2 separate regions of the Homo sapiens genome follow, and region 2 is linked to region 1. A link is an interaction called in ENCODE POLR2A ChIA-PET data of the cell type or tissue named here. Cell type or tissue: MCF 10A. All regions are shown on one strand. Each heading gives the region's core, and the rest is flanking DNA. Links, peaks and the distances in the headings are about the cores only. Region 1 overlaps PHEX (phosphate regulating endopeptidase X-linked). Region 2 overlaps PHEX (phosphate regulating endopeptidase X-linked).

The links. Peaks named below come from ENCODE experiments on the same cell type or tissue, not always from the same donor. Only the 100,000 strongest peaks of a DNase experiment are listed, where the experiment ranks them.
Region 2: POLR2A ChIA-PET joins it to region 1 with 5 read pairs; 2 of 35 experiments call an interaction of 5 or more read pairs at or near these places.

The regions. Positions count from the first base shown.
Region 1 is chrX:22,126,855-22,132,596 of GRCh38, reverse strand. The region is part of intron 11 of PHEX (phosphate regulating endopeptidase X-linked); the gene reads right to left. Among named protein-coding and RNA genes, the nearest start is that of PHEX-AS1, 43 kb to the left of the region's middle. In MCF 10A, for the core only: no CTCF peak of the experiment used is centred there; no DNase peak of the experiment used is centred there.
Region 2 is chrX:22,244,418-22,248,417 of GRCh38, reverse strand. PHEX (phosphate regulating endopeptidase X-linked) reads right to left here. Exons shown (of 22, transcript NM_000444.6): 21 at 3,009-3,085; 22 at 1-567. The coding sequence ends at 465. The region is part of intron 8 of PTCHD1-AS (PTCHD1 and PHEX antisense RNA); the gene reads left to right. Among named protein-coding and RNA genes, the nearest start is that of CBLL2, 26 kb to the left of the region's middle. In MCF 10A, for the core only: no CTCF peak of the experiment used is centred there; a DNase peak (open chromatin) is centred at 1,597.

The DNA of each region.
Region 1 (5,742 bases), core at 1-4,000:
AGACTTAGCACCCCAAAGGACACTTCACCAATATGAATCACACTTATGTCAGGACCCCAGTTCTTTCCAGATTTAGTTCCGTGGGTTAAACTAAATGTTCGGCTCTTCTATATCATCTTCCTACTCTCCTCTCTACTCCTTGGCAGCTCAGAAAAGTCTTGTTATTTCCAATTTAAAAGGGTAGGTATAGGCCAGGGGCAGTGGCTCACCCCTATAATCTCAGGACTTTGGAAGGCCGAAGCAGGAGGATTGCTTGAGGCCAGGAGTTCGAGACCAGCCTGGGCAACACAAGAGGACCTCATCTCTATAAAAACAAAATTATTTTTTAAAGGCCAGGCATGGTGGCGCCTGCACCTGTAGTCCTAGGTACTCAGGAGGCTGAGGCAGGAAGATCACTTGAGCTCAGGAGTTTGAGGCTGCAGTAAGCTATGACTGTACCACTATACTTCAGCCTGGGTGACAGAGTGAGACCTTGTCTCTAAAAAAATAATAATAAAATAAAATGGTAGGTCTAAAGGGGGCTGCTACCGAAAGGTGGACTTCTGAAAGACCTATCGCAAAGCATTTGAACAGTGAGGCCACACCCATAGTGAGGATGTACGTGCCTGGCTTTGCTGCCGGTGTCTGTGGACCAGAAGAGAGGACTGGAGGAAAGGGGCTACTGACACGTCACATTAGAGGCCACCGGCAGCAATGTGAGGAGGCCCTGCCTGTTCATGGATACAAACCCCTCGAAATCCAGTTCTCCTGCAGAGATGCTTTGGCTTTCTCAATGGGACACCCAAGAAAAAAAAAACACTGGGTTTGGCCCCAGAATGAACTTTTTCATTTGAGAGCATGGGGTTGTAAATCAATTGTTAACATTAACTCTAGAAGGAAAGACGTTGAAATGTTTCCTTGGTTCTATAATAAATTGTCAGCATGAAGCTCAAAATAAGTTTTTTCTGTTTAATAAGTTTTCAGCTATGTTTTCAGTTCAATAACAGTTGTGAGGGAACCAGAGCTATAAATCAGTGGGCTGGGTTCCATCATATGTAAATAAGAACAAACAGCAGATGGAAGGGGGTCGGGGGAGCTTCACAGCTATTTCTTCCCAACTTGGTAAAAACATTAAAAGAAGAGAAACTTCAACTTGGGATAAAACACAAACTGCTAGAAGAGCAAAGAGCAAAAGGTCCTTTAAAAATCATTAAGTCGGTGGTTCTTAACTTTGTCTGCCCATTAGAATCTTTGGAGGAACTTTAAAAAATACTGAGAGCTGGCCGCAGGGGCTCATACCTGTAATCCCAGCACTTTGGGAGGCTGAGGCGGGCAGATTACTTGAGGTCAGGAGTTCGAGACCAGCCTGGCCAACATGGTGAAACCCCGTCTCTACTAAAAATACAAAAAATTAGCTGGGTGTAGTAGCAGGCGCCTGTAATCCCAGCTACTCAGGAGGCTGAGGCAGGAGAATCACTGGAACTCGGGAGGCAGAGGTCACAGTGAGCTGAGATTACACCACTGCACTCCAGTCTGGGTGACAGAGCGAGACTCAGTCTCAAAAGAAAAAAAAAATAATACTGACAAAAAATTTCTAAATAAAATAAAAAATCCTGCGTCGTGGGCATCGGGATGCTAGTATCATTGTTCTGAGGTCCAGCCTGGGCATTGGGAGGGTTTAAAAAGTTCCCCAGGTAATTCTAATGTGCAGTCAGGGCTGAGACCCACTAGACCAGGGGAAACCATTTATTTGACAGATAAGGAAATTAAGGGTCAAGGAGTCTATGATCTGCTCAAGCTGACACAGCTAATGAGGACCAGAGCCAGGACCTGACCAAAGAGCTAAAATAACAGTGGAGAGCTCAGAGCCTCTAGTAACAACAGAGGATCCCTCCCAAAATCAGAGAGAAATGCCAGGGAGTGAAAGGGAATCAACTGAGAGATGCATAAGTCACAATTTCAAACAGAAAACCCACATCAGGAGGATGTTAAAATGACAAGGAAATCTCCGGGGACTAGATCTTTTGCCTATCAGCATGCCTAAGTTTTTTTTTTTTTTTTTTTTTTTTGAGAATGAGTCTGACTGTGTCGCCCAGGCTGGAGTGCAGTGGCATGATCTTGGCTCACTGCTCACTGTAACCTCCACCTCCCAGGTTCAAGCGATTCTTCTGCCTCAGCCTCCTAAGTAGCTGGGATCACAGACATGCACCACCATGCCCAGCTAATTTTTGTGTATTTTTAGTAGAGACGGGCTTTCACCATATTGCCCAGGCTAGTCTCGAACCTCCGAGCTCAGGTGATCCACCCGCCTCAGTCTCCCAAAGTGCTGGGATTACAGGCGTGAGCCACCACACCTGGCCCTAAGTCTTTAGGGACTCATCATGTAGCAACATGCATTGGCTGGCCCATCACGTTCACAGAGAAAAAGAAATTATATCTTCCCAAATTAGGGAGGGGCAATGGGGAGGGAAAGAAGTGGGTGGACTCAAAGGAGAGATTTAGAGACCAAACCAATGGAAACAGGTGACTCATTTTATGTGGGAAAGTGAGGAACGTAGAGAGAGTCAGATTCATTCCTAGGCTTCAGAAAGATATTGGCAAACACCGTCATTCAATAAGACTGAGAAAATTGGAAGAAAAAGAGGGATGGGGACAGAAGCCAAACTAGTGGGATGAAGAGTGTGTGGGAAGCGAAGACAGCAAGTCTGGACAAATTAATTGAGTTTGTCTATGAAGGAGAAAAAGCAAAGATAGGAGAGAAGTAGAGGTAGGGTTAAGGGAAGGGTCTGAGGGTTTGGAGTTTGGGTTTCATGCATATGCTTGCTAATGCTGTTCCTACTGTTTTTGTTGTTGTTGAAAAGCTGAGAGATTTGACTATGTTTAAATACCAATAGAAAGGATCCAGCGAAAAGGAAGAGACTGAAAATATGGGACAAAGCAAGCCATGAGTGGTGTCTCAGAGGGCAAAGGAGGTGATGGGATCCAGAGACTATATGGAAGGATTCACCTTAGATATGAGACAGACTTATGAGAGGAGAGAAGATTAAAATGATAGGCAGGCATGCAGAAGAATCTAAAGATTAGATGTAGAAGGTTGAGAGAGTCCTAGTATAAACGTGGGTCTTTTCTCCATGAAATAGGATTGAGACCTTCTGCTTAAAGGGAGGTTTATCTAAAAAATTATATTTCTTCGCACATGGCTATGTGCATCCTGGCAGCATGAACATATTACTAGGAAGAGAAGTACAGTAGTACCCCCTTATTCACGATTTTGCTTTCCATAGTTTCAGTTACCTATGGGCAACTGTGTTCTGAAAATATTAAATGGAAAATTCCAGAAATAAACAATTCACAAATTTTAAATTGCACACCATTCTGATTAGTGTGATGAAGTTTCATGCCATCCCAGCCTGTCTGGCCCGGGATGTGAATCACCCTTCGTTTGTCCAGCATCTCCACCCTGTATATACGCACCCAATAGTCACTTGCTAGCTATCTTGGTTATCAGACAGATCATAGGAAGTACATGCATGAGTTCAATACCATAAGATACTTTGAGAGAAAGAGAGACCACATTCACATAACTTTTATTACAGTATATCATTATAACTGTTCTATTTTATTATTAGTTATTGGTGTTAATCTCTTACTGTGCCTACTTTATAAAATAAACCTTATGATAGTTATATATGCATAGGAAAAACATAGTATATATAGAGTTTAGTACTATCCCCAGTCTCATCCACTGGGCGGGGGTTGGGGGGGGTCTTGGAAAGTATCTGTCTCAGATAAGGGGGGATTACTATATTTACAGATAGGGACAAAGAGGACAATAAAAGGTTCCCTCTCAATACCCTGGCCAGGATGTAGCAATAATAGAAAGCACCCAATAAATAATAAAAAGTTGAATATGTCCAAAGAAAATATTTATTTGGGACAAGGTGTACAAAAGCAAAACATTTTATTAGGTTTTAAAATAAATTATCAAAAAAATAAGCACTCTCCAAGCTAAAAAGATCTTCAGCAAATTTTGGAATTTTTGGATTCCTATGATGAATCTTAAGGTCATTTTGCTCCTGTTCTCTTTGAGGTATTTTTATGGAGTATGTGGCTATTATTAAAATGGGGCTGAGTGTTTCCAGATACTTCTCTCTAAGCAGCTTGGTTTCATAGGACCCTCCCTGTCCAGCATCTCCCAGGCATTAAAATGGCTATCAAATTCATTAAAATTTAATGCATTTTGAAAAGGTTTTCAGGGCGGGTGCAGTGGCTCACGCCTGTAATCCCAGCACTTTGGGAGGCTGAGGCGGTTGGATCACCTGAGGTCTGGAGTTCAAGACCAGCCTGACCAACATGGTGAAACCCCGTCTCTACTAGATACAAAAAAAGAAATTAGCCAGGTGTGGTGGCACATGCCTGTAACCTCAGCAACTTGGGAGGCTGAGACAGGATAATTGCTTGAACCCGCGAGGCGGAGGTTGCAGTGAGCCAAGATCGCGCCACAGCACTCCAGCCTGGGCGACAGAGCAAGATTCCGTCTCTAAATAAATAAATAAGAAAAGGTTTTCAAAGCTCTTTGTCTGTAACCCATTGATTGGCATTCTAAATGAAAATAAAAAGAGGCAAAAACATTTCAGCCCACTGCCAGAGTGAAAAATGACAAATAGTTTATTCACATGCCAGTTCCTCCCTCCTCTGCCTTTTCTTCCACCTCCTCCCCTGCCCCCACCACCTCTGTCTTCCCTGAATCCACACTTCGGTAACTCACTCTTTGTGGCCCTCTCACATTTGTCAAAACGCGGGTAAATCACTTTTTTTTTCCCATGAGCCTCAGCTGCTCTTTGCCCTTGTCTTCTCTGGCACCTCCACTCCCCACACCATCCCCCACCTCAGGTTCTCAATTTTTTTTTTTTTGGCAGACTTTACAGATTTATTGTATAACATTTTCTGTGAAATGGTGTTGAACTACCCCAGCAGACTTCAAGAACAAGGAAAATCTTTGAAGGTGATTAATTTCATTGGTTGACATGTCAATGCAAATAAGAGAAATAATTATTTTAGCATGCTGGAACTAGGAAGATAAATCACTGAACACTTCTGATTTTTATCTTTAGACTACTCTACAGCATCACATAATAACATTGCCTTCAGTCAAGTCAAAAACCTGCTGTAATTTTAAAATAAGAAAAAAATAGAGAAATAGTATTTCTTCACCAAACTTGGACCTCACACCTCAACCAGGCAGCATATAACATTAATAGAAATCCCTTAAAGTGGAAGTCTTAAGGTGAAGTTATCCATAGGAAATATTTATTTAGAGCCAGTCAAAGGTCAAAATATAACATATAAAAATTAACTCAAGTGTTATTTTGGTAAAATCTGCCATATTCAGGGTAAGAGCCCTCTAGGCAAAGCAACGTTTTGTTAAATATCTATTTATTTCAGGGGCAGGGCGCAATGGCTCCCACCTGTAATCCCAGCACTTTGGGAGGCCGAGGTGGGCGAATCACCTGAGGTCAGGAGCTCAAGACCAGCCTGGCCAACATGGTGAAACCCTGTCTCTACTAAAAATACAAAAATTAGCCAGGCATGGTGGCGGGCAACTGTAATCTCAGCTACTCGAGAGGCTGAGGCACAAGAATCGCTTGAACCCGGGAGGTGGAGGGTGCAGTGAGCTGAGATCACCCCACTGCACTCGAGCCTGGGTGACAGAGCAAGACTCTGTCTCAAAAAAAAAAAAAAAAAAAAAAAAACAACTATTTC
Region 2 (4,000 bases), core at 1-4,000, 120 kb before region 1:
ACTGCATTCCACAGAGCAGCAAGCCCTCCCAGGTATTCATGCACATGTCTTCATCATTGAGAGGCTACAAGTTTAATAGATTGAACTTTTAAAGGATACATCAATTTAGGCTTCCCACAAAGCTATAGATTGAAATGCTATGTACCACATAACTGTGGCCAACACCCTAAAATGGACAATAGCAACAATTTAGCAGATAGCATTTTAACAAAAGTAGCCTAGGGATTTATTTTTGTTGGTTTGATTTTCTAAAGAAACATACTTAGTTCATTCTTATATTCCACTTTATAAGCCCTACAACTTTGAACAGATGCTGTCTAGATCCAAGCAGGTCACCTACCCAAATAATGAAAATGCACTAAAAATGAAAGTCTCCAGGCCTAAAGCAATGGGCGATGAAGGCTCAGTGCAGCCTCCGCTGGCACTGTGCAACTGTCTCAGGATGCCATAAACCAGCGTCCCAGCTACCAGAGTCGGCAGGAGTCCATGCCTCTGTTCATCGTGGAATTGGGTGGACAGTTAAAAGCTTTCTGGAATTCTTCAAAGTTACTAATTGCACCATTGACCCTGAAAAACGATATGTCAAAGCATATGTCATATAATTCTTGCACATCAACAGGTTCTGTATAAAACTGTAGCAGAATATTGCTAGAAAGAAGGTTGGCATTCTTTTAATCTGTTTACAGGGAGACAACTAAAGCCCAAAATGATTAAGTAAATTTCCAGAAAAAATTAACAGACTAGATCCAGCATCTCCTGAATGCCAAGCACATGCCCCTATTACTCTTCGAACAGTCTTCAAAATTCTTTTAAAACTGTATCATCACCAATATTAGTTTTTCTAACTTTTTAAAAACTTTATGGAAAGTATAACTGACATAAAGTATGCAAAATATTAAACGTAGGACTTGCCAGTTTTTGTGTGTATATGCCCATATTACTATCTGCCAGATCAAGACATTCCAGCACCCAGAAGGCTCCTGCCTGTTCCATACCAACAGCATCTCCCAAGATAACCTACTATTCTGACTTCTATTGCCATAGCTTTGCCTGATTTTGAACTTCATGTGAATGGAATCCATGGTATGTACTGTTTGGTCTTTGATTTCTTTCACTGAATATAATGTCTATAAGAGTCATCCATGTTGTTGCATTTCCAGCTATTTTTAAAGAATTCATTCAATCTGCAAAACATTTTCTCTGAATTAGTGTTAGGTATGGGAAGCTCACAGTTGCCCAGAATTTGATTAATGCAACAATCAGTCAATTAATGAATGGTATCTAGTTATTACTGATAATTCTTCACTGGAGTTAGCTCCAATATGTCACATTCTTACAGGCTTCCAACTACAGCAAAGACTGGATTCCTACTCAGCACTTTGATTGTAGCTGCCTTTTGGAAGTGGTATTGCCATTGTGTGATTTCTGCTGCACTCAAAATCTATAGTTACTGCAGACCTCAGTAACAAGCCAGCACACACACACACAAAAAACTTCCCCCCTTCTATTTCTTACTCAACTCCGTGTTCAAAGGGTTGACTAGAGACTCAGCATTCTCAGTCCCTGACTATTTCTTCCCTAATGACTTTGTTACCTACGGGCATTTGCATAAATGTAATGGACTGTATCCAAAAAATCCTCATAACCTCTTGTTGTTTTAGCTGAATATATGGGTAGGGATGCATATTTCATAGTGTGATTCACCCTAGGCAAGTGTTAAAGATAGAATACAGTTGATAATTAGTAAGCATGCACTGTAAAATTCAACATTACAGGCAACTAGTTAAAGGAAATAAGTTTCTGAAAACTTATCTGTTGAGTAATTAATCTACTGTGTGAGTTCATCTGCACCATTGGTCAGTGGGAACACATTTTAGTACGTTCGAGACCGTCAGCCTTCATGACAGTTTAGCCCAGTGGGGGAGAAATTTCCAACATAGTGATTAGATTTTTATGCTAGTGGGTAATTTATAGTCAATTTCTGAAGCATTTCTAAGGCAAGATCTTAAGAATAAGATTTTAACATATAGAAGAAATTTTAGATGGCTTTCTTGCAATATGCTAATGGATCTGTTTAAACATTAAATATAAAGATATCCAGATATAATGCCCTAAACAAAGAATGAATACATATAAATTATTATGGTTTTTGGGTTTCTCATCATACTTATCTTTCCGGTACTATAGAAAATTTCTGTCAACCTGTACGACCGAGTACAGGGTGAGTAATATTAACTTTTAATTTTATTTGTACTTAATGTTTTATACATTCTGACAAATAAGACTGCAATTCATAATCCTTTTCCTTTTTTGTATAAGCTACCGTTTCAAAATATGATCCCACCTGAAAGCCAAAATGTAGACTCTCTAACTCTAGATATAAATTATAATTGCTGAATAATACTTTGTATCCTCCTTTGTGTTCAGAGCTATTTAGAAAGTGGCCATTCATTCATGTTTGCTGGTTGACTGTGTGAAAGAACAAGAGGTATTAAAGGGGATATTCTTTAAAACAAAATAAACCAGAGCGCTAGGTGTTTTAAGGCAGAGTACATCAAATCTCATCCTTTCCTAAGACAATAAAGGCTATTTTTTTGGACAAAAAAGTAAGCAGTTGAGTAAGTCCAATAATGCAGTTTACTGAGACTCTTTCAAAAACTAGAAGATAATGGGATGTAATACTAAAGCTATGATTCGGATTCCGAATTACCTCTGGAGTCTTGTATAGTCTCACTGGCACTTGATGTAGCACTAGACTAGATATGTACAGGTACCATCAGCAGAAATTCAGGTGAGAGAGTGCTGACTAAACCAGCTTACTACTAATGAAAGAAGATATTTAGTTTCCGTGTGGCCAGATATTTTTTGGCTGCAAAATGGAAATCACACGTCCACAATGTGGGATTTTTTTCAGATCACCTATCTGGTAGAGCCCTTGGATGGCTGGGTGGGGGAGGAAGGGGGGAGATGTACAGTTAAAAACTGCCGTCACCCATTTGCCCATTTACCTAAACTGAGGGGGACTGTGAGCACCAATTTGGACTTGTTCTCGGGCAGCTTCTGGTCTGTAGGAATTGCACCTCACCTAGAAGAGAAAAGCATCCCAACAAATGAGCTTTCATTCCAATTATGTATTTTCTGCTGTTTTAACTGCTCCAAATTATACTGAGGAACAATTTTAGAACCAATGGATGACAAACAGTTTTAGAAGATCAAATAAAACCGTCATCTGTAATAACATCTATTATTCTGATCCCCAGAGTAGAAGGTTTTATCAATGTGAATAATTTCACAATTTGAGTAAGTGAGAAAGGTTTCCAGACAAGTGCTTTAAATCAAGAGAATCGTATATGTGCCCAGGAATCGACCAGTGTATTCATTCAATGAATTTAATGTTTGAAATAGTCCTTCTCAAATTTAACCATACTCATTCAAATCAATAAAATGAGTCAGCCACCCATTATTGAGGATGGTGATGAGAAGTTAGTAGTCTGCCCCTGAGTGCCTTGCTCGCTTCACCCTAGTCTGGGCCTAGGACTGAAGTACACTTCTCCATCTCCTTTGAAGTTGGGCATGGCGATATGGCTTGTTCTGGCCAATGAAGTGTGAGCAGAAGCAGAAGTAATATATGTTACTTCCTGGCAGAAGCTTTAAAACCTGACAGAAGTTTTAAGAGCCTTAAGAACAATTTAAGATGCTACACTAACGGCCAGTGCACATATCCTCGTATGTCTTTTCTACTCCTGTGGTATCCACAGAAGCACATGCCAAGATATAGACTCTAAAACCCAAGTTTTTTGTTTGTTTGTTTGGTTTGACATGGAGTCTCGCTCCGTCACCCAGGCTGGAGTGCAATGGCGCAATCTTGGCTCACTGCAACCTCCACCTCCTGGGTTCAAGCGATTCTCCTGCCTCAGCCTCCCAAGTACCTGGGATTACAGGTGCACACCGCCACGCCCAGCTAATTTTTGTATTTTTTTTTTTATTATACTTTAAATTC